Regions from separate parts of the Homo sapiens genome. Here all the other regions are linked to region 1. Evidence: chromatin loops called from intact Hi-C (ENCODE). Cell type or tissue: heart left ventricle. All regions are shown on one strand. Each heading gives the region's core, and the rest is flanking DNA. Links, peaks and the distances in the headings are about the cores only. Region 1 overlaps BCL2 (BCL2 apoptosis regulator). Region 2 overlaps BCL2 (BCL2 apoptosis regulator). Region 3 overlaps BCL2 (BCL2 apoptosis regulator). Region 4 has its middle 3.9 kb from the start of BCL2. Region 5 overlaps BCL2 (BCL2 apoptosis regulator).

Region 1 (6,084 bases), core at 753-4,752:
TTCCAGGTTTATGCTATTATACATAATCTGTGCACTTTATTATTTTTCCAAAATAAATAACTGGAAGTGAAATTACTAACAAAAGCTTTTTAAAAGCCTTTTGATATGCATTACCAAATTCAAAAGGTCTCCATGTTTACCTTTACCTGGGCATAAGGGTTATTTTGGGACCCCCGCCCATATCCCCAACCGCATGCCATTCTTTTCAGCACTTAGAATTAACCTTCTCTTCCATTCTTGACAATCTGACCTTTTTTAAAAAAAATTCTCATTTTAGGTTTACGTGAAATTTCTCGAAGTGGACCAGGGGTGGTGGCTCATGCCTGTAATCCCAGCACTTTGGGAGGCCAAGGTGGGAGGATCACTTGAGGCCAGGAGTTTGAATCCAGCCTGGCCAACATGAAACCCTTTCTCTACTAAAAATACAAAAATTAGCCGGGCGTAGTAGAGGGTACCTGTAGTCCCAGTTACACGGGAGGCTGAGGCAGAAGAATTGCTTGAACCTGGGAGCCACTGCACTCCAGCCTGAGTGACAGTGGCTCCATCTCAAAAAAAAAAAAAAAAAAAAATTCTTGAAGGTTCTGAACGGAAAAGGAAAATGTTGGAGGATGGCTGCCTCCCAGGTGGGAGTGCTCCATGGCCCGGAGGGGTGAGGACACCTTTGCTGAGTTTAGGAGTCTTGACCCTGGTCTGTTCCCGTCCACACCTACCTGGCCTGGTTCCAAACCTGCAGCAAGGCTGCGGCTGGGAGTTTAGCCATCCTGTCCCCTTGGGCCAGCCCTGGGTGGAACTCAGATCCTCTGTGGCCTCTGAATTGGAAATTTATGGGGAAGCCACTGTGGACAGAGCCACCAGAGCTGAGGCCCTGCCCATCTCCTCCTCATAGGAGGAGCCGGTGCCAGCCTTTCCGTGTGAACCTGTGATCCGTGAAGTCGGGTAAGCCCTTGCCAGTCCTGACATGAGCAAGGGACACAGAGCTTCCTAAATATATAGACTGGGATTTTGTCCGAATCACATGACGACCCAGGTTTTCTTTTTCCCTCTTTGTTGCTTTTAATACATAAAATGAGCATGTGTTTATTTAAAACAGCTTTCAAACTCAAACAAATAATGACAGACTGTTCAAACAGACTTCGGAAATCGCCCCAATCAGGATGTTTGAAAAATCAGGAAGACTTTCTACGAAAGAAGCTTTCAGGTCATTTTAGTCCCGAAGCCGCAGGGTCTCCTTTGCACTTTGGAATTGTAGAAGGGCAAAGTTTAGAGGCCAGCTCCAACCTCCAGGGGGTTAAATGACTTGCCCTCTAGCCCTACACTCTAATAATGTGTAAAGAAGGACAGATAGGTAGGCATTGTATTATCACTTCCCATCTTTGACCAGAACACGGGATGTATACATTTTAATTCATAATTCCTATAGAAATTACGGACTATCCTCAGATCAGAAAGCTAAGAGAGGAAATTGCTTCTGCAAAACGGCAGGCTCAGCAGAACTTCTTGGGGGAAGGGCAGGTTGAGTAGGTGCGGAGCAGGTCTGCAAGAGGACAGACAAGAGCAAGGTGTTTGTTCTGCCACGAGCTCACTTTCTGTATCCAATTTACAAATGGCTTTGAGTGACCTACGTTAATCTTCACAATAATGAATTTTATGGCTATGGATGAAGTAAATGAGGCTCGGGGCTGGGTTATCTGCTGAAGGTTATAAACTAATAAAATATCAAAGCCAGGGTTCACCCACACTCCTCCTCCAAGTCCCATGCCCTTCTCAGCCCCCTGGGATGGCAACAGCATCTCTATGCTGAGGCTTTGGGCCAAGAGCTGCTAGTTTAGCTCATCTCACTCTAGAAATGACATTGTTCTACGTAATGCATATCAGAAATGGCCTGTTAGGTTCATGAGAAGCACTGTTATTTGTGTGGGGGTGAGGGTGGTGAGAGGGAATTATTCCAGCTCTGAGGAGGTGGGGATATTTGGGACAGCATTTCTTCTGCTCTCCAGCACTGTGTGCCAGACCAACTGGGAGAAAATGCCAGCTGGAGTATGTCCCTGCATCCTCCGGTTTCCCAGGATGGCTTCAGGTCCAGACAGGACAAATGATCAGGGGCTTAGTCTGGTTCAGATTTTGCCACACAAAACTCTGTTGATTACTAAAGGGATTCAGAGCCCGGCCACTGACCTTCTCAATGTCAAGCCAAATTGCAGACAACCTATTGCCAGTGCCCTGACAAATTTGGGGTGTCTTTTGGCTGGGCTATTGGGGGTTTCAGCCTACCCATCCCTCAGAGAGAGAAGCATGGATGGGAGGACTAGTTGACATTTGCAGCCGTGTCTGTGATGTCTTGGGTTGCTCCCTGGAAGAGGCAGAGTTCTGGCTTGTGGAGAAGTCCTGACTCCTTCCTGCCCCACTGATCCCTGCTTATATGGAGAGGGGTGTGCATCTTGGCAGACAATCATGATTGTGCCTTAGCTCTGTGCTAAGAGCACTAAACACACATTTTATGTACGTCTATTGCCTCGCTTTTCTAACACTGAAATTTAGAAATGTTTAACAATAGATATTTAAAAAGAAGAAGAAAGCCCTTGCGCCCTCTCCTGGTAAAAGTTAACCAAGGACCTCCAAAGATGCAGAAGGCCCACTGGGTTAGCAGTCGCTGGTCTGGGCTAGCTGATTGTGCTGATTTGACCAATGCTGTTGACACACAGGATGGGTCATCTGTTCTTCTATGGTCTGTGATTACAGAGCATCTTATAAACCAGAGTTTCTCAGCCTCGGCCCTGTTAGCATTGGGGGGCTGCCCTGTGCATTGTGGGATGTTGAACAGCATCCGCGGCCTCTGCCCACTAGATACCAGTAGCACCCTCACCCCAAATCATGACCACTAAAAATGCTTCCAAACATTGCCAAATGTCCCCTGGGGGACAGGATCACTCTCAGTGTGACCCTCGCCCTAAATTCTTGCCTGCCTTTTGTAAAAGGTGGCATTGGTTGGAGGGCAATCCATGAGAATGTGAGGATGGCTCAAGGCAAGCCCTTCATGATGTCTGGAAGCAATATTGATGACTGGTTAACTGAGGTCACTTCTAGGAGTTTGTTTCAAAAAAGCAACTGAACAAATAGACAAGAATTTATATACAAAAATATATCATGATATTGTTTATAATAGCAAAAGTTTTAAACACTATAAACATGAATTTTTTAAAGTATGGCACATTTTATATATCATGAAAATAATTGTATAAATCTATATTTAATAATGTGGAAAGTTACCCTAACAATGCTTTAAATCCTCATCAAGACTACCTCAGGATTCTCAGAGGCTGTTACATATAGAAGGAGTAATTTCAAACAGATTCATAAGCATTTGGGTAAAGCATTAAGCCAAAGACCAATGATTGTATTCAGAAAGCTTAAGTGAACAAACATTTACTACGCACCTATAGTGCACCACAACCATGCCCAGCATGAGGGAGACAAAGAGAATCCCTGGTCCCACTGCTACAGCCCTTGCCCCAGAGAAAGGGAACCCCTCTGTGCACTGTTGGAGCCCCTCCCAACAGCGATGTCCAGGGTCATGGTATGTTACTGTTTCCTGTAATAAAACTGTGTGCTTTGAGTCAGGGTTGTTGGGAATAATGTGAAACTATTCTTGTTTTCTTCTTCATCCTGAATAAATCAGAAGTAAAAAGAATTCATTTACTGATTTATATATTCAAATATTCATTCAGAAAGTTGTCCAAATACTCATTGGACCCAAATGTGAAACATAATCTCCCCAAAATCTAGGAAATGAGCAATTGGTGATTTGCTCAATCCAAGCCCATCCAGAGGGTAGACTTTGCTACAACACACTACAGACCCGACTTGAGATGGAGAGATAGGAATGGAAGGGAGACACTTTTTGTCTCTCAGGGACCTGCACATCCAGTGACACACCCCTGATCTCCTGCCTTGTGAGATCCACAATTTGAGTAAATGCAGAGTTGTGGTCGTCCAGTCTAGCCACCCCCAAGAGAAACCCCCTGACAGCTCCCTTTCCCCAGGAGAACCTTGACCTTAGAGGTTGGCACTGCACCAGTCAAGGCCGCCCTTGGCCCCTCCACTGACTGAGCCCTTGACTGACCAAATGCTCTCATAGAGCTGCCGTTAGCCACGCCAGGGCATCAGCAGAGAGAAGGGTGCTGGTTTCTATCTGGGTTCAAAGCCTGGCTCTGCCACTTGTTAAAAAGTCTCTTATTCCCTGCGATTCTCAGCTTTTTCATCTTCAGAACAGAAACAAATAAAATAACTTCATAAGATTGGTACAAAGAATTAGCTGGATGAGAAAGCGCATGCCTTTAATCCCAGAACTTTGGGAGGCTGAGGCAGGAGACTCACTTGAGCCCAGGAGTTCAAGACCAGCCTGGAAAGTATAGTAAGACCCTATCTCTACAAAAAATTTAAAAATTAGCCAAGCATGGTAATCCTAGGTACTCAGGAGGCGGAGGCAGGAGGATCACTCTTGAGTCCAACAGTTCGAGGCTGCAGTGGGTCATGATTGCACCACTGCACTGCAGCCTGGGCAACAGAGCAAGACTCTTGTCTCTAAAAAAAAAAAAAGAAAGAAAAAGTTTGGTACAAAGACTAAAATAATGCATGTCAGACATTTGATAAGATGTCAACACTCAATCGAGGAGTGTGACGGTCATCATCATTGCTAGATTTTATTACTTTTATGGATGGGCATGCTAGCTAAAATTGCAAAACCTCTAATATTTTCTAACTGCCTCTGCTGTTTTTCTCCTCGGCCCTTAGCACTCTCTCCTACACCATGTGATAATTTATATTGATTGCTGTCTATACTGTTCCACTCAATGGAAGCTTCGTGAAGTAGGAACTTTTAGTCTATTTTATGCACTGCTGTATCTCTAAGATGGCTGGCACGTAAAGAGGGTCTCAATAAATATGCCTTGAATTAATGAAAACAGTGGTTTCTGAATCATGGCCTCCAAAGAGCATTTGCCTTTTCCCCTCTCACCCTTCTGAAGGTGCCCAGGCTGCCCTGGCAGGATGCCTCTTTCTCTGTGGGGTGGCATTCTCTGCTCTCTCTCTAATACTCTTTCTTTTTCTTCCCTCCTCTCCCCCAACTGCAGGATGCCTTTGTGGAACTGTACGGCCCCAGCATGCGGCCTCTGTTTGATTTCTCCTGGCTGTCTCTGAAGACTCTGCTCAGTTTGGCCCTGGTGGGAGCTTGCATCACCCTGGGTGCCTATCTGGGCCACAAGTGAAGTCAACATGCCTGCCCCAAACAAATATGCAAAAGGTTCACTAAAGCAGTAGAAATAATATGCATTGTCAGTGATGTACCATGAAACAAAGCTGCAGGCTGTTTAAGAAAAAATAACACACATATAAACATCACACACACAGACAGACACACACACACACAACAATTAACAGTCTTCAGGCAAAACGTCGAATCAGCTATTTACTGCCAAAGGGAAATATCATTTATTTTTTACATTATTAAGAAAAAAAGATTTATTTATTTAAGACAGTCCCATCAAAACTCCTGTCTTTGGAAATCCGACCACTAATTGCCAAGCACCGCTTCGTGTGGCTCCACCTGGATGTTCTGTGCCTGTAAACATAGATTCGCTTTCCATGTTGTTGGCCGGATCACCATCTGAAGAGCAGACGGATGGAAAAAGGACCTGATCATTGGGGAAGCTGGCTTTCTGGCTGCTGGAGGCTGGGGAGAAGGTGTTCATTCACTTGCATTTCTTTGCCCTGGGGGCTGTGATATTAACAGAGGGAGGGTTCCTGTGGGGGGAAGTCCATGCCTCCCTGGCCTGAAGAAGAGACTCTTTGCATATGACTCACATGATGCATACCTGGTGGGAGGAAAAGAGTTGGGAACTTCAGATGGACCTAGTACCCACTGAGATTTCCACGCCGAAGGACAGCGATGGGAAAAATGCCCTTAAATCATAGGAAAGTATTTTTTTAAGCTACCAATTGTGCCGAGAAAAGCATTTTAGCAATTTATACAATATCATCCAGTACCTTAAGCCCTGATTGTGTATATTCATATATTTTGGATACGCA
Region 2 (6,084 bases), core at 1,049-5,048, 130 kb before region 1:
TGGTGTTTTTTCCCCATGCAGAAAATTTTTATTTTCATGAAATCAGATTTATCAGTTTTTTTTCTTTTATAGCCTCTGGGGTTTGAGTCATAGTTAAGACTGACCTTCCCCACGCCTAAATTATAAAATCCTCTTCTATGTGCATGCATGGGTGTGTGAGGTTGTTTCAAAGAAAGAAGTGATAGAGTGTAATCGCTGAGAAAACCAACTGTGGAGTCAGACTGACCTAACTGCCCTGGTTTCATCTCTATTTCTTTAATCTTGGATGAAATGTTTAATGGGTTAGTAATATCTATATCCCAGGGTTACAGGTGACTATGAAGATCACATACCACAATATAGGAAATCGTCCTGTATTAAATTACTGATAGCTGTTTTTATTGTGTTATTTTCTCCAAGTTTAATAATAATTGCACAAGAACAAGGGCCCTTTCTTCTCTTTCTTTTGCTTTCCCCTTGCCATTGTGGCCCTTCCCCTTCCCAAACTCTGCTGCCAGCAAGACCTTAGCGTGGTGCTCTGCTGATGGGACTCGAGTGCTCACTTTGATTGCTTCACTGTTTATTTTGATTGGCGACAGAGAGGCCTGGAGTTCTGGCTGGAGCCACCTGGAGTGCCACAGGTGCTTCTCCACTTGCCACGCAGCTGTTCTCCCAGTCCCTTGAGGACCCTGGCGCCTCTCCAGATCTTGGCACTTGGTTTCTTTCCATGGGTCACCGGTGAGAGTCCGTGTTCTTTCCTTTGGGCCCCCTGCAGCCCCTTGCCACAGAGGCCTCATCCCGAGAGGACTTGAGACAGCGTACTCCCCACATGGGTGCCCTGTAAATATCTTTGACCAAAGAAGTTAGGAGAAGTAAGAGGTTTGGGGTGTCATATTGACTGGAAGAGCCACAAATCTCTTGGCTATCTCTTCGTTCCCATTGATTACACAGGAAGGAATTATTCCAAATCATGTATTTCTTTAGTGGATGATCCCCTTAAAAATTTCTACGATGTCAGTTTCTGTTAATATTTACTACAGTTTTTATTGTCATGGATTGTAACTTCTTAAAAATATTTAATATCATGCAAGCTGTTCAAAGACACCAGTAATTTGGAGACAGTGCAGGGAATCGGGCTGTGATTTCCTGGCTTTTATCTGTCTCTGCTGCTCCCTTCTCCTCTCCTTTGCCTGTTTGTGTTTCCTTTGTACACTCACTTTTAACAAAGGCCCCTTGAAATTCCAGGGGTAGGAGACACAGTGGAGCATTGAGGTAGGTCATCTCATATTTAATTTTGCCACTCTCTGGCCGTTAATTAAAATAATGCTTGAGTGCTAGTGTCCAGTTTTACAGGGGGTGTGTAAAATGTTAATCACAACTGATCTGAAGCATCCAGTCCAGTGCCAGGGAGAGGGTTTAGGGCACAGGCAGGGAGCATGTTATCAGGAAAAAAATAAACTAGAGGAAATAAAACATTTTGTTGTTCTTTAAAAAATTTTAATATGAGGCCCTACTATGAGCAAATATGAAGGAGGATGTGAAGACGGGTAAGGTGCAGTCCGCGGATTCAAAGGCGGGGCCATCTGCATGCTGAGCGTTTTACTATACTATTCCATTTAAGATTCGCAGCAGGCTGGGCGTGGTGGCTCACGCCTGTAATCCCAGCACATTGGGAGGCCAAGGCAGGTGGATCACCTGAGGTCAGACGTTCGTGACCAGCCTGGCCAACATGGTGAAACCCGGTCTCTGCTAAAAATACAAAAATGAGATTCGCTTAAACCCGGGAAGCAGAGGTTGCAGTAAGCTGAGATTGCACTATTGCACTCCAGCCTGGGTGATGAGAGTGAAACTCCGTCTAAAAAAAAAATTTGCAGCAGTCCAGAAGGTAGGCCCCATTATTCCGATTGTATGGGTGAGGATACTGAGTTGAAGAGGAGTAACTTGACATTGATCCCATTGTACAGTGGAGCCAAGATTAGATCCAGGGGACCTGGTTTCCCAGCCCCATCACCTCAGTCCTATTGCATTACCCTCTGGAAATGCTCAGTCCAGTAAAGGAGAGAGTGATGATGCAATGATGTGACTGCTTCCAGTGAAGAGTAAAAGTAATGAACTAGAAACGGGAGAAACAGATTGACACCCTTGAGTTGTCTTTCTGGTTAGGGCTTTTGGGTTTTTGTTCTGTAATACAGTCCAATGTGGTGGCCATTCAAGGGAGAAGGGCCACTCATCAGCCCTCCTGCTCCCTCACCCCCATCTTAATTAAATAAGTCTCCTTAGGATCTCACACACCTGCATGTAACAAAACAGGTTTTAAAAATCTGTAGTCAAGGAGCACTGCTTGTTTCTTTCTGGCAACAATCCCAGTGGAAGTAAAATTACACTGGACTGCCTGAAACTCTGAGCCCAAAGCGTTAATTTTTGAAAAACGTTTGAGGTTCCTGAGTTCCCGTGGTATGCTACTAGAATATTCTGTAGCTTTAACAACTCCCAGCCTTCATTCTGCACTGCACCCCCCGCACACCCAATACCTATTCCACATGTCTGGGGATAGGTCAGCTCACCGTCCACCCTCGCTGCCCCCTAGGCTGAGGTTCCCTGATGAGCACAGTTTTCCGGGAAGGATTTCAGCCCCTCTGTGAAAGTCTTCAGTTATCTCCTCTCTTGTTTCCAGAAGTAGCTTCTTTACTCCAACTTGAAATCTTGCTGTATTCCTTAGTGTTTTGGAAACAAAATGTGCAGTAGGAGAATTCTGGCTTTGTGGATATTGGATCACTTTGTTCCCTGGCACAACAATCTCTCCTTTGTATTAAACATCTGAGAACAGAAGTCCTAAATAACATTTTTATATTCCTTGTTGATGTAAGTTCTTTATTTGGGGACAGCAGTTTGGTACTTGTTCCTCTGTCAAATTCTGATGTACTTTCCCTTTTTCCTATGATGAGGACACCACTGACCCCTAGCCTGGAATTTTACTTTGGGTAGTGGTGGTATTTGCTTACCCCGTGGGACTTTCCTGTTGAATCCCTCTAGTCTGCAGTGAGTGGCCTGTGTCATAGTGGGATGTCTGACTGGTCGGAGCAAAGGTACCCAATCCTCCAGCCTGACCATGAGCTGGGTGGTGAACTAGCCAGCCACAAACAAGCCAGATGGACAGACAGACCAAAATAGCCACTTGTCCACCTCCTTCCTGGAAATGCAGAAGGGCTGCTCCGGAGGTCCAAGAAGACCTAATTTGGTCAGCAACCCAGCACTTACTCTGAACAGGAGGTGGAGTTGTGAGCCTGGTATAAGTTCCCTACCTCCGATTCTTTACTTTTACCACACACGTTTGCACATTTCAAGGAGATGATCAGCCACACTACCAACTACTGATGGGTAACAAATACTCTTTACGTCAAAGCTCTTCTGATGATTTTCCTGGATTCTGTACTTGTACAATGAATGTACTTGTGCCTTTACTCCAAAGAAAATTAGTATATGTGGCTGGGCACAGTGACTCACGCCTGTAATCCCAGCACTGTGGGAGGCCGAGGCAGGTGGATCACTTGAAGCCAGGAGTTCAAGACCAGCCTGGACAACATGGTGAAACCCCACCTATACTAAAAATATAAAAAAATTGGCTGGGCGCAGTGGCTCATGCCTGTAATCCCAGCACTTTGGGAGGCCGAGGCGGGCAGATCACTTGAGGTCAGGAGTTCGAGACCAGCCTGGCCAACATGGGGAAACATTGTCTCTACTAAAAATACAAACATTAACTGGGCATGGTGGCAGGAGCCTCTGGTCCCAGCTACTTGGGAAGCTGAGACAAGAGAATTGCTTGAACCTGGGAGGTAGAGGTTGCAGTGACCTGGGATCATGCCACTGCACTCCAGAGCGAGATTCTGTCTCAAAATAAAAAAAAAAAAAGAAAAAATAACAACAAAAAAGAAAATTAGTATATGTGCTTTACTCTTTAGGCAAACCCAATATTATACAAATTCAGTTTTTTAAGACAGGATAGGACATTTTATTTTTCAGAAAATGTATAACCACATTCCTTAAATGGCGTAGGTAGTATAATATAAATATGGTTTATCCCCTAAGACCGTTTTTATTTCTATGTGAGTTTCAAAGCTCTCCCTTTTTCCTATTCATTCAACAACTCCACGCTGAGTTGTCTTATGGGAGGAAAGGCTGCCCTGCATGGCTCTCTTGCAGCTAATGAAATGAGCAGTTGGCTTTGGTGTTTTATCACTTTGGGTCAGAGATCTATTTCTTGCTCCTTACTCCTTCAGTGAATATCTAGTTCGTGCTCCCTATGGATCAAGCATCGTGCTGGTCTTCTTCCATCTGCCTTGTTCCCAGTGGGAGCAGTTGGAAGGATGCTGATGGTTTCTTCCTCCAGGAGAGGAAGGGCAGTGTTTCATGTCACTCACAACCAAGCAGCTAGTTGTCGGCTCTTGGAAAACTAGTTCACCAAAGGGAAGCACTGAGCCTGAGGCCCTGGGATGGGTTGGATTCTTTTCTAAGTGGAATAACATTCTACTCCTCCTGCTTAACCTTTCCTTGCAAACTAAAATGGGAAAATCACTCTATGGACAAAGTCAAGCAGAAATAAAAAATACCCTCTCTGAGGCAGCCTGGCAGTACCTGCATGAATCAGCCAGTGTTTGGATAAGAAGCAGCCCCTCGAGAAGGAATGGAGCCCTTCCCTGGACCTTAATTGATTTTTGTATTTGTTCTTCTTCTTTTAATTCTTTGTGGAAAAGTGATTTGTACTGCAGAGTGGCTTTAACATATTATGGGTGCTGTTTTATGTAATACTGTTCTTATCTAAAGATCATTTCTGCTTGTTTTGCCCTATTTTTTTTCCTGATCCAGCTCATGTTTGTTTTTCTTTTTCATTTTATTTCTTCTTTTTGAAGGAGTTATTGTTCCTCTTATTTCTCCCACTTCATCTACCCCCGTTATCTGCCAGGAGAATAGGAGAAGACATGGGCCACTTTTTTTTTTCCATTTTTAAAATCAATTGGCTAGATATCACCTTTCTCTCGTGAGTTTGTTTCATAACGCAGAGCCTCATTAGTAACGAACCTGACCCTTAAGAAGTTGGGTTATGTTTATTCCTAGGGATTAAGGCACTGTTCTGGCCTGGTTGGCCCTTTGCTGTCTGTGCTATCGTCCGCCCCTGCTGACCAGGGCGTGCCTGGCTCATGGACAGGGCAGCTCCTTGCAGAGGTACCCTGCTGTCAGGGAAAGTTCTATGGACTAGTAACTGCTAAGATCTTTTTTGATAAAATGAGATCTTGAAGCCTTCAATCATGAGCCTCAAACAATTTACATAATAAATCCAGAACTTGGAGATCCAAAAGATATTGCCATGTTTTTGGTTATGTTGCTAGGGAACTATGCCTCCGTTTTCAAATGATACATTGCTGTGTGTGTGCGTGTACATGTGCATGCATGTGTGTGTATGTATGGAATGAGGAAAATTAGGTGTTTCATGCTTATGCATTGTAGTGAAGGCTACAGTGTTGTTAGGCTTTTCTGATGGATATCATAACTCAAACTACAGAATTTGTTTACAGCAGTGTTCATGTGACCAAGAAAAAAAAAAGCAGATGAAAAGTAGCCAGACGTGTTCAAAACACAACTAATAGATCAGGTTTCTGGAACATCTGAGTCTAAGGGTTTGGTCTTCCTCACAATATGTTGAGAGGTGATGTTTTAAAAGCAAAAACGGAGAAAAGGCCAGCTGTGGAGAATGGTAACTGAGACAATTAGAAAGCAGATGTGTGCAATTGAATGTAGTCAGCCTTAAATGGATCCACACTCTCTTCTGTATGAGGGTCTGGAAGGGAGAGTTCACAGAATAAAAATGGAGTCATTTTATTCTTTCTGTTCAATATAGATTCCCACATACAGCGAGTATTTGAATTGTGACTTGCTTTCTCATTGGCGTAATTCCCACCTGCCTTTGGAAGTCCATTCCGAGGTGACCTTGCCCCCTGCAATATGGAATGGGAAAACACCTGGCTGAGTCTAGACGTCTGATAACCACGTAGGTGGGTAAGGTAACCACTGGGATGGCTGGAAGGTGTTACCCAGGGAAACTGAAGGCCA
Region 3 (6,084 bases), core at 1,318-5,317, 54 kb before region 1:
CAGCCCTATGAGCAGGGGCCAAATGGAGCATGCCATCTGAAGACTGCTCCAGCTTTCAGAGCTGGACCTGGTTCAAATGGGAATGCCATACCACTGTTTATTTTAATGAGATAAAGAGCAAAGAAAAATAAAAAAGCAAAATCTGCATTTGAAAACATTCAAGTAACGTAATCTGTATTAGTCGAACTAATTCTAAGCCTGGCCTGGTTTTGATTTTAGAGATTTCCACAGCTCCACGTGTACCCCCAGGGTGGCCATGTAGAGGTAACAACAACAATACTAGGAAGACCATTCCAAGCCTCTGTCTCCATTTCTTGCTTTTCTGACACCCTTCACCTGTTCTTTATTCAGCTATTTACTGGGGCATGGTCTTTATCTGAAGTTTTTCCTGGTATTTTCAACCCATTAGGATAAGTGGGGTGGGTGTAGGGGGCTGTGCCCACAAAACAGACATCCAACTTGGTTTTAGGAAAGGCTTTTTAGAGGAAATGATAACTACACGGAGTCCTGAAAGAGAAATCATAGAGGTAGAGGTGCCCACTTATCTAGGTAGAGAGAACGGCATGTGCATAAGGGAGAGATAAAAGGGCACACAGTACATCTGTACAGCTGTGAGTCCCCAAGCATCTGACCTCTCTTGAATGAGGATATTGACTACAGGTTACTTAGTTGACCTTGTTAAAGCCTTATCATATCAGGATTACCAGGGTACAAAAACATTCCTAAAATAAATGGCTCTGTTACTAAACACTCCCCTTATAACACCATTGTTGACACTGTGACTTTTAAAAATCTCTCATATCTGGCCATACCTGTCTCACCTTCCTAAAGTCACACTGACAGATGACACACCAGGGCAAGATGAAAACTGTAGGGACTTGTGTAGAATGAAACGATAACTTCCTGTTCTTAAAAGGGACTGTTGATATAATATCCTTTTTGCAAAAACAGGGAAATGCTTAAGGTTGGAGTTTCTGTTTTCAATAATGAAGATGGATATTCACATGAAAAGAAGACAAAAGAAAACAGAATGCCCCAGCTGTGGGCTAAGCAGTTGGCTATTTTTATTTGTCAGGACAAAAACATCAAATGACAATTCTTTCTTCATTTCTCTTTATGAATCTAGTACTAAAGAATGCTACTAAATCTTAAGTTCTATTAACTCCTGACAATGTATAAACTTGGGTTTACAGTTTATATACACCACAGTTAGGGATTTCCATATATCCTCCAGCTAGTCAAGAAAACCTTTGTTTGGAGTTCTTTACTGACTATTGCATCATCCAAATTTATTTTTTGCCTATGAAAACTGAAAAGGTGAAGACCAAATTTGGAAATTCACGTGTGCCAATGCAGATATCAACATGAACAAAAGAAAAATACATGTATTGGACTTTGGAAAGTAAAATCACAGACCTATTCTGGTTCAAGGTCAGCCATAAGTGGAATTGTAAAGAAAGGCCAGAAAATAATATATGGTTCATACTCAAGAACAAGAATGGTCATATCATGTACAAAATGAATTGAGCTAAAAGATAAACAGTAAAATGCTATGGTTTTTATTGTTAGCAGACTTCCACTAATTATAAATTAAAGGCAGTCAGTAATACCCATAGATTAAAAAGCTAGTTGAAAACTGAGATTCCTGTAGTAAATATTAAGCGTTGTGTGGTACATTAGTCACATGTGTATAATAAAGACAATAAATCCATGTAAGTACAGCAATGATGAAATGTGCATAAAGCAGTTTGAACTCCACAGAAGTAAGCAAAGTATAAATAGATAGCATGCTCAGGCACAGAGAAAAGCAAGTGCTATTTTAGCACTTGAGCTAGTGATAATTTATTGTTCAGGCTCTCCAGTTGAGTCAATGTTTATATGGTGCTATATATTAACTGAAACCAAAATAGTCTGTGCACATCACTGTCTTGGATAGATTACTGAGTGATCAGCAGAAACCATATCAAACAACCACTCCCCTACGAGTGAGGGATTTATAATATTTAAAATATTCATCCTAAAGCTCCAAGCTGTTTTGACAGTTTTGTCTGTTCATAAATATTCTTCAAAGAGAGGCAGTATGGCATATGTAATGGAAAAAGATAGTAAAGTGGTTAGCATTCCAAACTCAGGACCCAGATTGCCTGGGTTCAAGTCCTGGCTCTGTTACTTACTAGCTGTGTTGACTTTGGGCAAGTTACTTAACCTCTCTGTGCCTCAGTTTCCTCCTTAGTAAGTGGGGTTAAGGATAGTACCTACCTCATAGGGTTGTGAAGCCGAAATAATTAATACAAATAAAACATTTAGAATAATGCCTGACACAGAGTGAGGGTTACTACCTAGACTCTGCCACAGATCAGCAGAATGACTTTAGATAGGTTACTTAACCTTGACCTTTGGTTTCTTCTTTGTAAGATGCAAAGGATAATAAACATCTTACAGTGTGACTGTGAGAATCAAATGAGATACCATATGGAAAGCAGCTAGCCCTGAAGGAAACACTTCAGATTTTCTTCTTCTTGTCTCTTCTCATCCTTTCCCTTGCAGGGATATTTGTAAGGACACTTTTTTTAGCATCTCTGTATGTCAAGCACTTTGTTCCTACCCCACTCACCTAGCCTTGACCATACTTTGTGAAATCACAAATAGTCAGACGTTAGAACCCAAAGAATTGACCTGAAGACCTGTCCTTTTATCACGACACTGCTTTTCCATAGAAATACTTCCTTCAGAAATCCTTTTAAGATTAATGCCACCCAATTCTGGCCTACTCACTTCTTGATCAGTGTGGGCTGTATTTTCATTTGTGACACTGAATATGTTTGACCATTTCATGTATATGTTATGTCTTCCCAACCAAAGCCTGTGTTCTGTGAGAGCAAGCATCTCTCATAACTCCCTCTGGTTAGCCTTTCTTGCCTGGCTTTCAGTCTGATTGGATCAGAATTGGACAGGACCAGAGGATTTAGCAGGTCAGGAGTGATTATCAGCTGTGAAGTTGGCAGTGTCGCTAAGGAGTGGAACCAAGATGCCCACTGCTTCTGGGGCCACATTGATCACATTCAGACATCCAGACCCTGGAAAACTCAGGGTCGTTTCTGAGTCTACAGTCTACATTCAAGAAGAAGGGTAGAAATTCAAGAAGTGGCCAAGAAAGACTTTCAACAACTTACTCGGATGTCATCAGGGGAAGACTAAGAGTATGGCCCTCAAGGCGCCTTCAAGGATGGCATTACTTGCTGAATTCATCATGGTCGGGGGGCTTCAACAGTTTACAGAAGCCTTCAAATATTTCAGGAAGCCTCTGCTTCCATCCTACTCTCCCCTGATGGGCTACAGTCTGTATTACAGCAGGAATCCTTTTGCAATGAGTTGCACTTATCTTCAGGCAAATGCCCCAGATGGGGATATGAGGTTTTATTTACAGTCTGCAAAATTTCCCTAAAGAGATTGGTGCAAAGCAGAGCTCTATGGACTTCCTCCTGGCATGCTTGAAGATCTGATCTGTTCATCCCTCAAAGGCCAGATCCATCTCTTAGGGGCTGACACCCATTAAAAGCCAACTATATAGGTGTTCAAACAAGAATGCCAGTGTATTCATCTGTAATGAGAATATTTCAGATTAATATTCATGCTTGCCTGGCCAGCCCATGCTCTCTCTGCAGGGAAGTTTTCCTAGGAAGCCAGATATGCTGCAGAGGCAGCTTGGTGAGCACAGAATCTGAATACAGGAAGTTAGAAGAGTGGGTCGGTGTCAAGCTGAGCCCACACGTGCATTCCCAAGGTCTTCTTAGGTAGTTGGTCAAGGCTCCTTATCCATGGCCAAGGCCAGCGTTGGCCTCTCAACCAGCAGCCGATGAGTCCCTGCTCTGATTGGTAGCTCTGTCTCCTGCAGGTACTCAGTTGAGTTGTAATCAAACACTTCAGGATTGGGACCATTCTGTTTCTTTGCGGGGCCTTTTTCTCTTCTGCTCTGTCATGCGTCTGTGCCACTGTGGTCCTGGGGATGGTATGTTTGAGGGCAGGGCCCCATGCAGGCTCCTTCCACAGCATAATGGAGTGCTGCCTTAAGATACACTCAAAGAAGGGTGGTGAGAGAGGTGTGTGGTTATTCTTGCTAACATAAATTGCACTGTTTAATGTACACAAGAGATGGGAAAAAGAAGAGAGCAAAAGAATTCTCTCCAGGCAAATGTTTACTATGGAAACTGTGTGATTACAGATGTCCATATACAATTCTCAGACATCTGTTTAAGCCCCCCGCCCCCGCCCCATGCAGAAGGCGATGGCGTGTTTCCTTTCTTCTGAACTCCTTCCACACATGGAATGATGCCATTGCCAGCCCTTGTCTTCAGTCGCCTTTTTCAGAATTGGTTTACTTCTTGTTGTCTTTGAATTTTCTCTCATCTAGAGGCTGCTTTGGCCCTCTGAGGTACCCACGGGCACAGCTGAGCTGATGGCCAAGCGCGGAGGCCCCATCTGCAGCTGTCTCTCATGAGGAACAGCTGTCCCATGCCCATGGGGAGAGCAAGTCCTGTGTCCCAAACAGCTCTGTGCCCCACCTCACCCTCTTCGCCATAATAGCTCAACTTCCATGAAGCCTGCTGTGATGTGAGCCACAACACCAACTCCTGGGTGGGGGTGGGGGGCATTTTCCTCTCCTGGAGCAATAGAGGAGCAGACACCTGCCCTCTTCTTTCTCTCCCTCACTGCTAGCCCACAGCCAAGAGGGAGGTGTCCAGAGGGGTCATTTCCTGCCCTCTCTGGTGGCTTGCCCTCCATGAGTTGCTGTTACCCCTTCTGCACGCTCATCTGCCAGCTGATCTTACTTCGGGTGGAAGGTTTTGTGTTTGTTTTCCTTCCCCAGCACTTCCTTGTCCATAGCAAGGGGTGGGTCTGAGCCCCACCATCAGTGTGACATGCATCTGCTCATTTGTGCATTGACAGAGATTCGTCAGTGACCTAGGCATGCCCAGCTCGGTGCTGAGTGCTCCAGGCAGTACCGTGGCTTCAACAGTTTGCAGAACCCTTCAAGTATTTCAGGAAGCCTCTGTTTCCATCCTGCTCTCCCCTGATGGGCTACAGTCTGTCTTACAGCAGGAATCCTTTTGCAATGAGTTGCTCTTATCTTCAGGCAAATACCCCAGGTAGGGACATGAGGTTTTATTTACCGTCTGTAAAATTTCCTTAAAGAGATTAGTGCAAAGCAGAACTCTATGCAAAATTTTTTTGTCCTACATGTGGTATGCATGTTTGTGTGTGTAATAAAACTGCAGAGTTGATTTGCAGAATGGGCCAATGAAGCCTGTTTTATGGTCTAATTTATGGCAGGAGAATGGAGTTTGCACAGCCACCCCTTGTTTCAGGCTGTTTAATATGCAGGGTGGCTGTGGTAGCTGCTCTCTCTTCTTCCTGTCACCCACCCTGTGGACATCCCCCGGTCTCAAGGGAGCAGCATATGTTTTTCCACAGTCCCTTCTCTGCAGAGGCCAGCCAAGGACGCATTTTGTCCATCAGGTGTTAGGATCCTCGCTCCATGCGGTCAGCTGGTGGTAGCTCTGTGTTTTCTCAGTACAGATGTGGCTGGACTGGCACTGGGACCACCTGATCCTTCTTCACAGGGCTCTGTTTCAAACCGTGGGCTGGTGGCCAGACCCTCTTCAGCCTGAGCATGTCCAGGTGAATCTCCTGATTGTGCAGGCTGTGGCTGACAGCTCTGGATAGGGAACAGCTTCCAACCTTGGCTGTCCACTAGAATCAGCCTGGAGTATTTAAAAGTTCTGGTGTCCAAGCCACACCCCAAATCAATTCTGCCACACTCCCTAAGGATAAGACCCAGTGCTCTCCAAGTGATTTCACTGTGTTTGCAAGATTGAGACTAACTACTCTCTGGGAAAAGAGAAAGGAGGAAAGAGGAAGGCAGAGCAAGATAAGGGGAGAAGATTGGAACCAGGGAGAAGGAAGAAATCAAGGGCTGGCCAGAGGTGGTGAAGTAAGGAGGTGCCCCCCAGCAGGTGCCTGGAGATCCCCAGCAAAAGGACGATGTGCCTGCCCCATCTCTGACCCTGCACTTGGACGTGAGGA
Region 4 (6,084 bases), core at 1,352-5,351, 190 kb before region 1:
TCACCTTCTCCCATCCTTCATCCCTCAGATGGCTCTGCTATATCCTTACAAGTCTCTTAGACAAAGAGGAACCATTCCCCATTTTCTTCTTTGGCTTGGAGCCTCTGAATTTTAGGCTTCAAATCTTTGTATGCTAAGCACTGTTCTAAGCTGGAAAGACTCCAAGGAAAAATAGGATCCCTGCCCTCGAATAGTTTATAATCTAGTGAGAAGGATATATGCCAGAGATTACACTGATCTGAGAATAGCGGTGATTAAGATACCATAACCAACACTGAAAACAGGTACCAGTCACTTGTGAGTGCTTTACATGTATTAACTCAATGAAATCACAAGCTAACCCCAAGAATAGTACTACTTATATTTCCATGTTATAAATGAGGGAACAGGCACTGAAAGCTTAAATACTTGGCTCAAGGTCACAGCTACTCAATGGTGAAGCCAGGATGAGAATCTTGATTCTGATTTTTAGGCATCTAGCCCCGTACTAAATGTCTTCTAGCAGCACAGAAGGAATGTTAAGACGGCCCAGAAACAGCAGGGATGGCTTTACAGAGGAAGAAATTCTTCAGCCAAAACTAAAGAAATGAATTTGTCAGGTGAAAAAGCTGGGTACCATTCAGGGAGACCGGCAGATGTGCAAAAGCGAAAGACGTGAGAGACCTTGGCATATTCCAGAAACCACAAAAAGTGGATATAGTTGCAAGAAGGGAAAAGGAAGAGATGAGGGGTAGGGAGGGGGGTGGCAAAGGATTGGGCCAGATCATGCCATGTGAAGAGTTAAGATTTTTAGGTTTTCAAGAACTTTGAGTGGAAATATGAAATAGCCAGATTTTAGCTTTAGAGAGGTCACGGTAGCCCTTGAAACTCAGTTCTAATATTGCTGAGTCTTTAGGCCTTGGGGTCAATGATCCTCATTAGTTTTAAAAATGTCATATTAGATACATATTGTGATGGATTGAATTGTGTCACCCCAAAACATATTTAAATTCAGTCCCCAGCACCTGTGAATATGACCTTATTTGGAAATAAGGTCTGTACAGATGCGATCAAGTTAAGATGAGGTGACTGTGATGGGCCTGAATCCAGTATTATGACTGGAGACCTCAGAAGAATGGGAGAAAACAGAACCCCACAGGTCATGGCGGAAGCAGAGACTGGAGTGATTAGGCTGCAAGGCAAGGAACATTAAGGATTGCCGGCCACCACCAGAAGCTAGGGAGAGGCAAGAACAGACTGTACCCGAGCTTCAGAGAAAGCGTGGGCCTGCTTTCGCCTTGCTTTTTGACTTCCAGCCCACAGAGCTGTGAGAGAATAAATTTCTGTTGTTTTACGCTACCTAATTTGTGGTATTTTGTCATGGCAGTTCTAGGAAACATATTAACCTTAAAGTTTAGAATTGTGTTCACTATCAATTAATACCTTGGAGACGTGCTGTGTGCTAAATAGCATAAGAGAATAAAAGTTAGTTATTACACGTAAGAATGTAAATTATTCACCCAGCCCTCCCGGTACTATGGTATTATACCTTGTTTGGTTCTATCACTGCAGTTTCAGTCCAACGAGAGCAGTAGGCATCTGAAAAATGGACAAGTTCCTACCCTTAGCTTATTTCACTTTAAACACCAAGTTATTGATTAGAAATGGAAAAAAAAATCACAAGTTAATTTGCTATGCTTTCCATTGTAAACCAAAAGTAAATATTATTTGCCCACTATTAAACTTGTACAGCAGAATGATTTATTTGTAGCTCATTGCCTAGCTTCAAATATTATTGCTTAATTATTCCGATTTTTTTTGTCTTGTTTTTAGGTTTAGGTTCCACTTAAGTTAGGTGAGTTAAGTTAGGTGGATTTCTAAGTTAAACCAAGGCTTAACTTAGAAACCAAGAGAGTTTCCTGGTTATGACAAGAATGACTTTCAGGCACAGAGTGGATGACTTGGATGTGATCACTTAAGGCAGAAGACAGGCTCTGAAGCAAAAGTGATTGGGAAAAAAAAAAAGCATGACTGGGGCTTATATAATGCTTGCTGGCAATGTATGCAAACCATTTGAAAGAGCATGGCACTACCTACCACACAAATTTATAATGTATAAGATTCTTGAAATTGGAAACTGGCATTTTGGATTGCTAATCTAAGCCTATGAGAAGTTATTATTATTATTATTATTATTATTATTATTATTATTTTTGTGAGACAGAGTCTTGCTCTGTTTCCAGGCTGGAGTGCAGTGGCGCGATCTTGGCTCCCTGCAACCTCTGACTTCCTGGTTCAAGTGATTCTCCTGCCTAGCCTCTCGAGTAGCTGGGATTACAGGCACTTGCCACCATGCCCAGCTAATTTTTGTAGTTTTAGTAAAGACAGGGTTTCACCATGTTGGCCAGGATGGTCTCGATCTCCTGACCTCGTGATCCATCCACCTCGGCCTCCCAAAGTGCTGGGATTACAGGCATGAGCCACTGCACCCGGCTGAGAAGTTATTTTTTAAGCAGTTTTCTTTCTTTCTTTCTTTCTTTCTTTTTTTTGAGATGGAGTCTCACTCTCTCACCCATGCTGGAGTGCAGTGGCATGATCTTGGCTCACTGCAATCTCTGCCTCCCGGGTTCAAGCAATTCTCCTGTTTCAGCCTCCTGAGTAGCTGGGACTACAGGTCCCCGCCACCACGCCTGGCTAATTTTTGTATTTTTAGTAGAGACGGGGTTCCACCATATTGGTCAGCCTGGTCTTGAATTCCTGACCTCAGGTGATCTGCCCACCTCTGCCTCCCAAAGTGCTGGGATTACAGCCGTGAGCCACTGCGCTCGGCCTCATTTTTCTTTTATGCAAACTATATGGACTACTTGTTTTTATTCTCTCTAGTCAGCTCATTTTATTTATGGATTAATTTCCATTTCAGGTTGGGGCCATGGTTTACTCTTCCATCTGACCTATTAGTTATCAATATCCTCAGTTAATAGTCTCATTCTACCCACATTTTCAATAAAAAGTTTACTAGCTGGGAAGATTTGATACACACACATGATTTTTTTTTTCTTTTCTTTTCTTTTTTTTTTTGAGACAGGGTATCAGTCTGTCACCCAGGCTGCAGTGCAGTGGTGTGATCACAGCTCACTACAGCCTCCACCTCCTGGGCTCAAGTGATCGTCCTATCTCAGCCTTCAGAGTAGATGGGACTACAGGCACACACCACCATGCCCCGCTAATTTTTGTATTTTTTGTGGAGATAGAGTTTTGTCATGTTGTGCAGGCTGGTCTCAAACTCTTGGCCTCAAGCAATACACCCACCGCAGCCTCCCAAAGTGCTGAGATTACAGGCATGAGCAACCACACCTGGCCGATACATACCTATATTAAACATTAGTATGTTCATGTTAGAATAATGTACCTTTTGAATTTCATAAACTTGGAGAATATTTATATTGATGATGGATGAAAGAACTTTCTTGGATGGATGAAGAGAGTAACGCTGTGAAACAACCAGCAGGTGGCGAAAACTGGCAATCAAAAGCTTTTTGTTTGGTGGCCTGGGGAATGAAGACGGAAAGAAAACACAGGCCATTCAGACTCTTGATACAATCTCCATTCCCTGCATCTTGTTTTTTTTCTCTTCCTGGTGCCACGCTACTTGTAGAATCCAACCAGGTAAAGCTGCCAAAAGGGTCATCCATTGGCTCTTACAAGTAGAAAACATCTTGGAAAGTGAAAAGTCCACTGTGCATATGTTTGTAAGGTTGTTGGAAGGTCTCAGGCATAGATCTAGGATTCAAATCCAGTTACTCCTGCCTCAGGCTGGTGTTCCCTCCCCCACCTCAGCATTGCCCAAAGACGAGTAGTCAATGTCACATACTTCCTGGGAATACTTGCCCTTATGCTTTAAAATGGAATCTAATAAACATGGAATCTGAACGCAGGAATGGTTTCACTCTTTCATTTGAAAGAGTATCTAGAACATTCCCAGGGAAAATATAACCCCTAGCCAAAGACTGCAATACAGACCTGTCTCAAGACTGATTATAGCCAAGATGCCACATAAGGAATCAGTCTGGGAAAATCCATAGAGTGAGGCTCTGTGGGAGCAAAGGAAGACGAAAATCAGTCAGCTTTTCTTTCTCTGGAAGTAGGGGATCCGTTTCCTTCTGGCTGCCCCCTTTGCAGAAGTACAGTTTCTTTTGCAGGTTTGTCCTATCATTTCCTCACTCATATGCTGAGTATTAGGAGCTTGAAGCCTTTCAATTCCTCTTAGGTAATTTTGGGGCTTTAAAATACGCTTTCAAGATTTCTAAACCATACTGTTGTGCAATTGGTATGAATTTATGTGAGAACATTTATTCTAGGTCAATCTATACCCAGTGTCTATCCAGACCAAAACACCTCCCACGCGCATAAAAGGGACTCTGTCCCAACCATCAGAAGGGCAAGAAGGAGGATCTCCTTTCATCCCCTCTTGCCTGGATAAGAAATTTGTACCCAGGCCCCCATTCCTATGTGAGAGAAGTTGGCTTGTTGGGCTGATGGGATACAATAAATGAAGAAATAAAATAAAAACACCCAAGAGAGATGGCAGTGCGTATAGTCCCAGCTATTCATGAGGCTGAGGTGGGAGAATCCTTCGAGCCCAGAAGTTCGAGTCCAGCCTGGGCAACATAGCAAAAGCCATCTCTTAAAAAAAAAAAAAAAAGGCCAACTAAGTAAAAATTAAAAAAATCATAATTTGGTGTGCTTTTCTGGCTTTTTAAAGAATGTTTTGATTTTAGAGTAGGAATGAGACAAAATAAAGATGTCAGGCAGGGCACAGTGGCTCATGTCTGTAATCCCAGCACTTTGGGAGGCTGAGGCAGGCGGATAACGAGGTCAGGAGTTCGAGACCAGCCTGGCCAGTATGGCGAAACCCCGTCTCTACTAAAAATACAAAAATTAGCAGAGCGTAGTGGCGTGCACGTGTAATCCCAGCTACTCAGGAGGCTGAGGCAGAATTGCTTGAGCCTGGGAGGCAGAGGTTGCAGTGAGCTGAGATCGCACCACTGCACACCAGCCTCCAAGATACAACAGAGCAAGACTCTGTCTCAAAAAAAAAAAAAAAGTCATAGCATATTTGTACACATTGTAGTACTCATTTGTCATCTTTCTTGACCCCAATAATCCAGTGTCCCTATATATTTGCACTCGAGCCCTATTAAGTAAGCCGCTGTGCTTCTAGAAGACCTTTTTCTTTTCTTGGTGCTTTGTCAAAGACTCTTGGAGATAAAAATACACACGTGCAACTTGTTTGTCCTCTTGTCCTTTTTTGCTAGGGGCTATTCATGCTGATTAATTTAAAACTGTCTGCTTGCGCGTACACACGTCTGCGAGTGTGAATGTGTATGTGTGTATCTATGTACCTCATTTGAGAAAGTGCGGCCAACTAGGATTGGCTACGAGGCAAAGGTGGAGACCTTTAGGAGCCCACCCACCCCAGCGTTAGGACGGTGGGCCTGAAAGTTACTATATGGAAGTCCTCATCGTGTAGCACTAAACCAGTGTAAAAGGTGTTAGGGACAGAGGGAAAACATTGACTTAAACTGTCGTAAAGCCCTTGATAAACCCCTTCCCTGGAGCGCTGAGTTCTGCATGGCCTGGGCCACGGACTAGGTGTTCAGGTGGACACGGGCGGGGATGCGCGTGCGTGTGTAGTGCGCGGACACCTAGGAAGCTACTTGAAAGTAAACACCACGCTCGGGGCGTCCCTAGACATTGCTTAAAACGTGCAGAGTCACCTGTCTTCACAGCAGGGCAGCGCTGAGGTCCCACTGCTGGGGGCGGTGGGGGGCGGCATTGGCCTGGGTCTTCCCCCGGCGGCCGAGCGCCGGTAACACAACGTGTGTGTGTGTAGGCGCGTGTACACACTCTCATACACGGCTAGAAAGGGTCCAGGCGACACACACACTCCCACATACACGGCTAGAAAAGGTCCAGGCGAGACACACACACACACACACACACACACACACACTCCACACACACTCACACGGCCAGAAAGGGTCCAGGCGGTTCCCGGCGCTTTTCCAGCCCTTGTTTTCATGGCGCACCCTCCCGCCAGCCGCC
Region 5 (6,084 bases), core at 812-4,811, 120 kb before region 1:
AGACTGGACAATTTACAAAAGAAAGAGGTTTATTGGACATACAGTTCCACGTGGCTGGGGAGACCTCACAATCACGGTGGATGGTGAAAGGCACATCTCACGTGGCAGACAAGAGGAGAGGATCAAGTCACATCTTACATGGATGGTGGCAGGCAAAGAGAGCTTGTGCAGGGAACTCCCATTTTTAAAACCATCACATCTTGTGAGACTCATTCATTATCATGAGAACAGTGCAGAAAGACCTACCACCATAATTCAATTGCCTCCCACCGGGTTCCTCCCACAGCATGTGGGAATTGTGGGAGTTACAACTCAAGATGAGATTTGGGTGGGGACACAGCCAAACCGTATCAATAGGTATGGAAGGAAGTAAAATACTATTTTTTGGTAAGAGCTCTCCCACTAAGATATGAGGACATATGCAGAAAGTGAGGAAATAAAACTCAAAGAAAGTGAGGAAATAAAACTCAAAATTGGCTTTCAAAAGCAAATTTTCTGTCAGTAAGATGTGACACGAATGTTAAAGTTTTAACAGGTTTTGTTTCCTTGTAAATATTTACTTCACTATATCTAATAATCTTTGTGAATGAAGATCTCATTGGTGTCTTTTTTAAGATATTAAGAATATTAGGATTACTTATATTTGAGGACTAAAAGATTGGTAGAGACATAATTCTATCCTTGTGGCTTCTTTGCATACTTTAATGCTAAAGTTCAGTACTTAAGATTGAATAAAAATGTCTTGACAATCAGATATAAAATACCTTCTTTGGGCTGGGCACAGTGGCTCACGCCTGTAATCCCAGCACTTTGGGAGGTCGACATGGGTAGATCACCTGAGGTTAGGAGTTTGAGACCAGCCTGACCAACATGGTGAAACCCCATCTCTACTAAAAATACAAAAATTAGCTGGGCGTGGTGGCAGGTGCTTGTAATCCCAGCTACTTGGGAGGCTGAGGCAGGAGAATCGCTTGAACCCGGAAGGTGGAGTTTGTAGTGAGACGAGATCACGCCATTGCACTCCAGCCTGGGCAACAAGAGAGAAACTACGTCAAAAAAAAAAAGAAAAAAAAACCTTCCTTAGTGTCAGTCACTCTTTTTCTTTTCTTTCTTTCTTTTTTTTTTTGAGACAGAGTCTTGCTCTGTCACCCAGGCTGGAGTGCAGTGGCGGGATCTCGGCTCACTGCAAGCTCCGCCTCCCGGGTTCACGCCATTCTCCTGCCTCAGCCTCCTCAGTAGCTGGGACTACAGGCGCCCGCCACCACGCCTGGCTAATTTTTTTGTATTTTTTAGTAGAGACGGGGTTTCACCGTGTTAGCCGGGATGGTCTCGATCTCCTGACCTGGTGATCCGCCTGCCTCGGCCTCCCAAAGTGCTGGGTAGTCACTCTTTTTCTTAAGGTTACACAGTCATGGTTGACTTTGTAGGGGCTCAGGACATGCCACCCCAGACTATCATCTCCTTTTCCAAGGACTGTTCCAATATAATTTCTAGTACCTGAGAGACTTTCTCTGCATAATAAGACACACTTGACCCACCATACAGAGCCTCCCCTCATCAACGCACAGCTTGTGTCCCCACCACCCCCAGAAGCCCCAAGCCCCTATTCCGTTCCATAGCTCAGGATGCTAAATGAGTTTCAACCGTGTGACCCTTCTTCAAGTCTCATATTTTGTGGGACTCCCATGTGCACCTACATTATTAAATATGGGGTTTCTTTCTGTTAATTTGTCTTACGTCAATTCATAACCCAGCCAAGAAACCCAGAGCGGTGGAGGAAAGCCATTTCTCTCTCCCCTACAACTTTTAAATACTAAAATTAAAAATGTCCCCACCCACCAATATTGGAACTCCGTGGTATCCATAAGCTGGGTTGCATGTTAGTGATTGTAATAAGCAATAAAAATCCTTGCATGTCAATATTTTATTAAATTTGATTATTCATGGATTTGTGACCATTATTATTTGCTGTTTATTGGTTTGTTGTTGTTTTTAAAATATTTTACTTGGACTTATGGACCACATGTTTGTTTCAGAAATTCTTCAAAAGACAGCAAATCCCTAGTAAGTGGGAAGAAAAATCACTTAACAGTATTCCAAGTACCTCAAAAGATGCAAATATGGAAAGATGAATATGAAAAAGGGTACTCCTAGAGTTTATCAATTGTCTATCCCTGGAGAAAGTTTCCATTCTCCATTAAGACTCCAACGGCTTTGAATAGTATATGCTTTTGTGTATACAATGAAAATAAACCATCATCATCGTCATCATATTAACTGGGCTTGTGCCCATTGTAGATTTCATGAAAAATAACCAACCATCAAAAATGACTTGACAGGAGAAGCCAACAAGCCCTAACATTAAATGGTCCTGTAAAAGTTTGCAGGTATATTATTTGTGTATTCAGTAATACTCTCAATTAGTGTTTATGACTTCATTAACTTAATTCATTTTTCATGAATGGTAAAAATTCACTCTTTCCTACATTCACAAATGATAGGCTATTTTGATGGAAAACCAAAGACTCACTATATGTTCTCCTTTGCAGTAGCGGTAGTAGTTGCAGCCACCAACTTCAGATGTGCAGTTCCTAGTTTACTATGTGATTCAGTGTGCTTTTATTGAGGGCCTCCTTGTCGAGAGAGAGTATAATACACTAGCAGGAGTATATGTTTTGGAGTCAAACTGTTCTTGGCTCAGATCCTGGCACAGCTACTTGCTTACTGTGTGGTCTTGGGCTTCCTGGTCTGTAAAATACCCGCCCTGCAGAGTTCTTGCTGAGTTGAAGTGAGAGGATGTATGTGCAAGTGTGCGGTGCGGCATTCGGTGGGTACTCCACAGCACTGGCTTCCCTTTCCTTCCACACTGGGGGCCTGCTCCTCTAATTCCTGTTCACCAAGTAGACGGGGAGGAAGAGAGTGGTGCCTGAAACTACCATTTTTTTTAGTGAGTCAAACGTGTCATGTTGTGACATCTTAGGCATGTCCCTTCACCCTGGGGGTCTTGGTTAACTCCTCTGTTAAATTCAGAGCTTGCCTTTTTTTTTTTTTTTTTTTTTTTGAGGCGGAGTCTTACTCTGTCACCCAGGCTGGAGTGCAGTGGTGCAATCTCAGCTCACTGCAACTTCCGCCTCCTGGGTTCAAGCGATTCTCCTGCCTCAGCCTCCCGAGTAGCTGGAGCTACAGTCACGCACCACCATGCCCAGCTAATTTTTTTGGCATTTTTAGTAGAGACTGGGTTTCACCATGTTGGCCAGGCTGGTCTTGAATTCCTGACCTCAAGTGATCCACCCACCTCGGCCTCCCAGAGTGCTGGGATTACAGGTGTGAGCCACCACACTTGGCCAGTTGACCTTTACTTTATGATTATTTCTAAAGCACTTCCAGATCTATCCTTCTGTGATGCTATGATACTATGAAGCATTAAGTTGAGACTAGGAGATTAACAGTAGGGTGTTAAATGGACAGGACTGATCACAATCTTATATGGTGAAGGAAGAACCAATTGGACTTAGTGACACATTAAATGTGATTAGACATGAATTGGAAACTATTTTGAGGTAATGTTCCCCAGGATGCCCTCTCCAAAACACTAGTTGCTGAGGATGGGAATAGATGTTAATTGAAAAAAGGTTTCTGAAAAGCATTTGGGAAATGCTAACTTCACCAGGTTTCTTTCCTGCAGGACTTCTCTGATTCTTTAATATGCCCATATGCATGATGATTCTGAAATTGGGGAATGTAGTCATAGTAGGAAGCATTTCTAAAGCTTATTTCTTCATGGAATCAGAATTATGTTGCACCCAAGTAGCATCTTACAGGACCAGTATTTCATGGAAAATACTCTGTGAAGTGCTGCTCTATGGTTTTAAACCAAGAATGAGGTACAATATAGGGGCATTGACTCAACCCAGTGAATGTGCTGAGCACTGACCTCGCAAGATCCTGTGGAGGGCGGAAATGGATAAGATCCCACCTCTGCAACAAGGCTGGCAATAAGCCATTAGTGGTGGCATTGTCTACATGGCTAATAGCAGGGATGCCTTGGGGGAGACAATATCCCACCGAATTACTGATGCAGATTCAGTTGAGGCAGTATCCCCAGGGTGCAAAGTCCTGATTTCTCTCTCGGATGTGCTTATTCTCTGTCTCTCTATGAAGCTCTTATAATGGTATTAGCATCCAGTTCACCACGGAGAAATTCTGCAGATAAAATGAACGTAGGAGCTAAACCAATGGGAAGTTTCATTCAGGAGAAGATTTTACAAAATGGACTCTTTGGACTTCGTTTTTGAGTACATAGTTATTTGACCACCATTTCTACACTTGGCCTTAAAGTCAAAATATAATCTAAGGCGAGAAGTCTAAAAACTATGTAGTAGACAACCTTGCTTTACTGTGAAGGACATGGCATCTCAATGTTGGCAGAACCTGACGACGTAGTTTGTTTTTATTTCTCATTGATGAAAGATGAGCCAGAGGCCTGATGGCAGATTTTACTGGGAAGGACCTTTTCTCACCGGTCAGATCCGTGGATTATTTCACCACTGGATTTTTCTGCCTGTTAGGCCTTTGGAAACATTTTGGCAGATTGAGCAGTTATTTTGCTCATGTTGTGAGTAGCGTTTCTCTGACCTTTTGTTATTTACTGAAACAATCCAGCCTGTTTTCTTTTAAGAGAAGCGTGAAATGAAGGGGAGTCAGTCAGCACATGCTGACTCTGGTATCAGAAGGCTAACTTTTGGGCTGCTTGGCACCATGTATGCTTTTAAAGTTATGGGGTCATTGGCCTCTTTGTTTCTTATTCCCATGATTTTGAAGGAGTCTTTTGGGGGAATTTTTTTTTCCTTGCTAAAGCAGATGCATGTAAGGTTAGTAATTAAAAAAATATATTTCACTATGTCTATAAACATAACCCTCTAAGTTTTCTTACGACATCTTGGGCATGGTAGATTATCTGAAGCCTCTCCTCTTTTAAACATTGATGTGACGTGATGGGGAGGCCAGCTTGGCACTGGAATGGTGGCTTGGTGACAGGGCATCCCTCACTCCTGACCTCTCATGACCTTGTGAGTCCAGACAGTGGAGGTGATGACACCATTCAGGACGCTCTCCACCAGCCGCAACAGGGAACTCCTTCTCCCTAGTGCTCTGCCTACCTATGCCCAGAAAACCTATCTCCCTGATGTTTTTCTGGTTCTTCCCCTAGTAGAAGATTTCCATTCTTTGCAGGTTGACTTGCAAGGATAAAGGAAGTACCAAGATCCTATTGTGGCCGGGCGCGGTGGCTCACACTTGTAATGCCAGCACTTTGGGAGGTCAAGGTGGGCAGATCACCTGAGATCAGGAGTTCAAGACCAGCCTGGTCAACATGGCAAAACCCCATCTCTACTAAAAATACAAAATTAGCTGGGGGTGGTGGCGGGCGCCTATAATCCCAGCTACTCGGGAGGCTTAGGCAGGAGAATTGCTTGAACTTGGGAGGGGGAGGTTGCAGTGAGCCGAGATTGCATCATTGCACTCCAGCCTGAGCAACAGAATAAAACTTCGTCTCAAAAAAAAAAAAAAAATCCTGTTGCATCTTCAAAGATGAGAAAATGTGCGTGTGTATGTGTACTTGAGTATATGTTCATTCCTATCTCCCCATCTATCTACCTGCCTACTGATCTCTTTCTAGCCCGGTCAGAAAATTCAATAGGAATCATGGCTTTTCATTGGGATTCCCCATAGCACTTGAGCTCAGCTGCTAGTGTTGAAGACATCACTCAAATTTGTCTTGTTTATTCTCGTAGCCAAACATAAAAATGATCATTACCTACATAAACTAACCTAGATGATCATTAATTGAGGCTATTTAATAATGATCTGCATGTTTGACAATCACCATTGTCTAAGAATGGGCCATGGCTTTAGGAATGTTTCATTCATTTCTTCAGTCTTTCAGTCAACAAATAACACACTGTCCTAGGTGCTGGGGACACAGTGTGAGCAAAGGGACACAATTCTCATGGTGCCACATGGGCAATAAGTAAAACCGAAAAATAAGAACGTGGCAGACAACAAAATGGATAACGTAGGGTGTAA

Evidence for each region. A loop is a pair of places that touch in the nucleus more often than their neighbours do. Peaks named below come from ENCODE experiments on the same cell type or tissue, not always from the same donor. Only the 100,000 strongest peaks of a DNase experiment are listed, where the experiment ranks them.
Region 2: it touches region 1 in a loop (6-fold over the local background); 21 of 110 quality-filtered maps call a loop at or near these places.
Region 3: a loop joins it to region 1, with 6 times the contacts of the local background. A loop is called at or near these places in 8 of 110 quality-filtered maps.
Region 4: it touches region 1 in a loop (9-fold over the local background); 103 of 110 quality-filtered maps call a loop at or near these places.
Region 5: a loop joins it to region 1, with 2.0 times the contacts of the local background. A loop is called at or near these places in 23 of 110 quality-filtered maps.

Annotation. Positions count from the first base shown.
Region 1 is chr18:63,127,805-63,133,888 of GRCh38, reverse strand. It overlaps BCL2 (BCL2 apoptosis regulator), which reads left to right. Exons shown (of 3, transcript NM_000633.3): 3 at 5,130-6,084. The coding sequence ends at 5,264. Among named protein-coding and RNA genes, the nearest start is that of BCL2, 190 kb to the left of the region's middle. In heart left ventricle, for the core only: CTCF peaks have their summits at 2,386 and 2,585 (motif pointing left); no DNase peak of the experiment used is centred there.
Region 2 is chr18:63,259,596-63,265,679 of GRCh38, reverse strand. The region is part of intron 2 of BCL2 (BCL2 apoptosis regulator); the gene reads left to right. Among named protein-coding and RNA genes, the nearest start is that of BCL2, 57 kb to the left of the region's middle. In heart left ventricle, for the core only: a CTCF peak has its summit at 3,243; no DNase peak of the experiment used is centred there; H3K27ac peaks cover 1,913 bases.
Region 3 is chr18:63,181,900-63,187,983 of GRCh38, reverse strand. The region is part of intron 2 of BCL2 (BCL2 apoptosis regulator); the gene reads left to right. Among named protein-coding and RNA genes, the nearest start is that of BCL2, 130 kb to the left of the region's middle. RefSeq lists an enhancer at 5,931-5,980. In heart left ventricle, for the core only: no CTCF peak of the experiment used is centred there; no DNase peak of the experiment used is centred there; H3K27ac peaks cover 1,023 bases.
Region 4 is chr18:63,320,616-63,326,699 of GRCh38, reverse strand. No RefSeq gene overlaps it. Among named protein-coding and RNA genes, the nearest start is that of BCL2, 3.9 kb to the right of the region's middle. RefSeq lists an enhancer at 5,074-5,163 and a silencer at 6,055-6,084. In heart left ventricle, for the core only: a CTCF peak has its summit at 3,476 (motif pointing right); no DNase peak of the experiment used is centred there; H3K4me3 peaks cover 42 bases; H3K27ac peaks cover 748 bases.
Region 5 is chr18:63,246,687-63,252,770 of GRCh38, reverse strand. All of the region lies in intron 2 of BCL2 (BCL2 apoptosis regulator), which reads left to right. Among named protein-coding and RNA genes, the nearest start is that of BCL2, 70 kb to the left of the region's middle. In heart left ventricle, for the core only: no CTCF peak of the experiment used is centred there; a DNase peak (open chromatin) is centred at 2,829.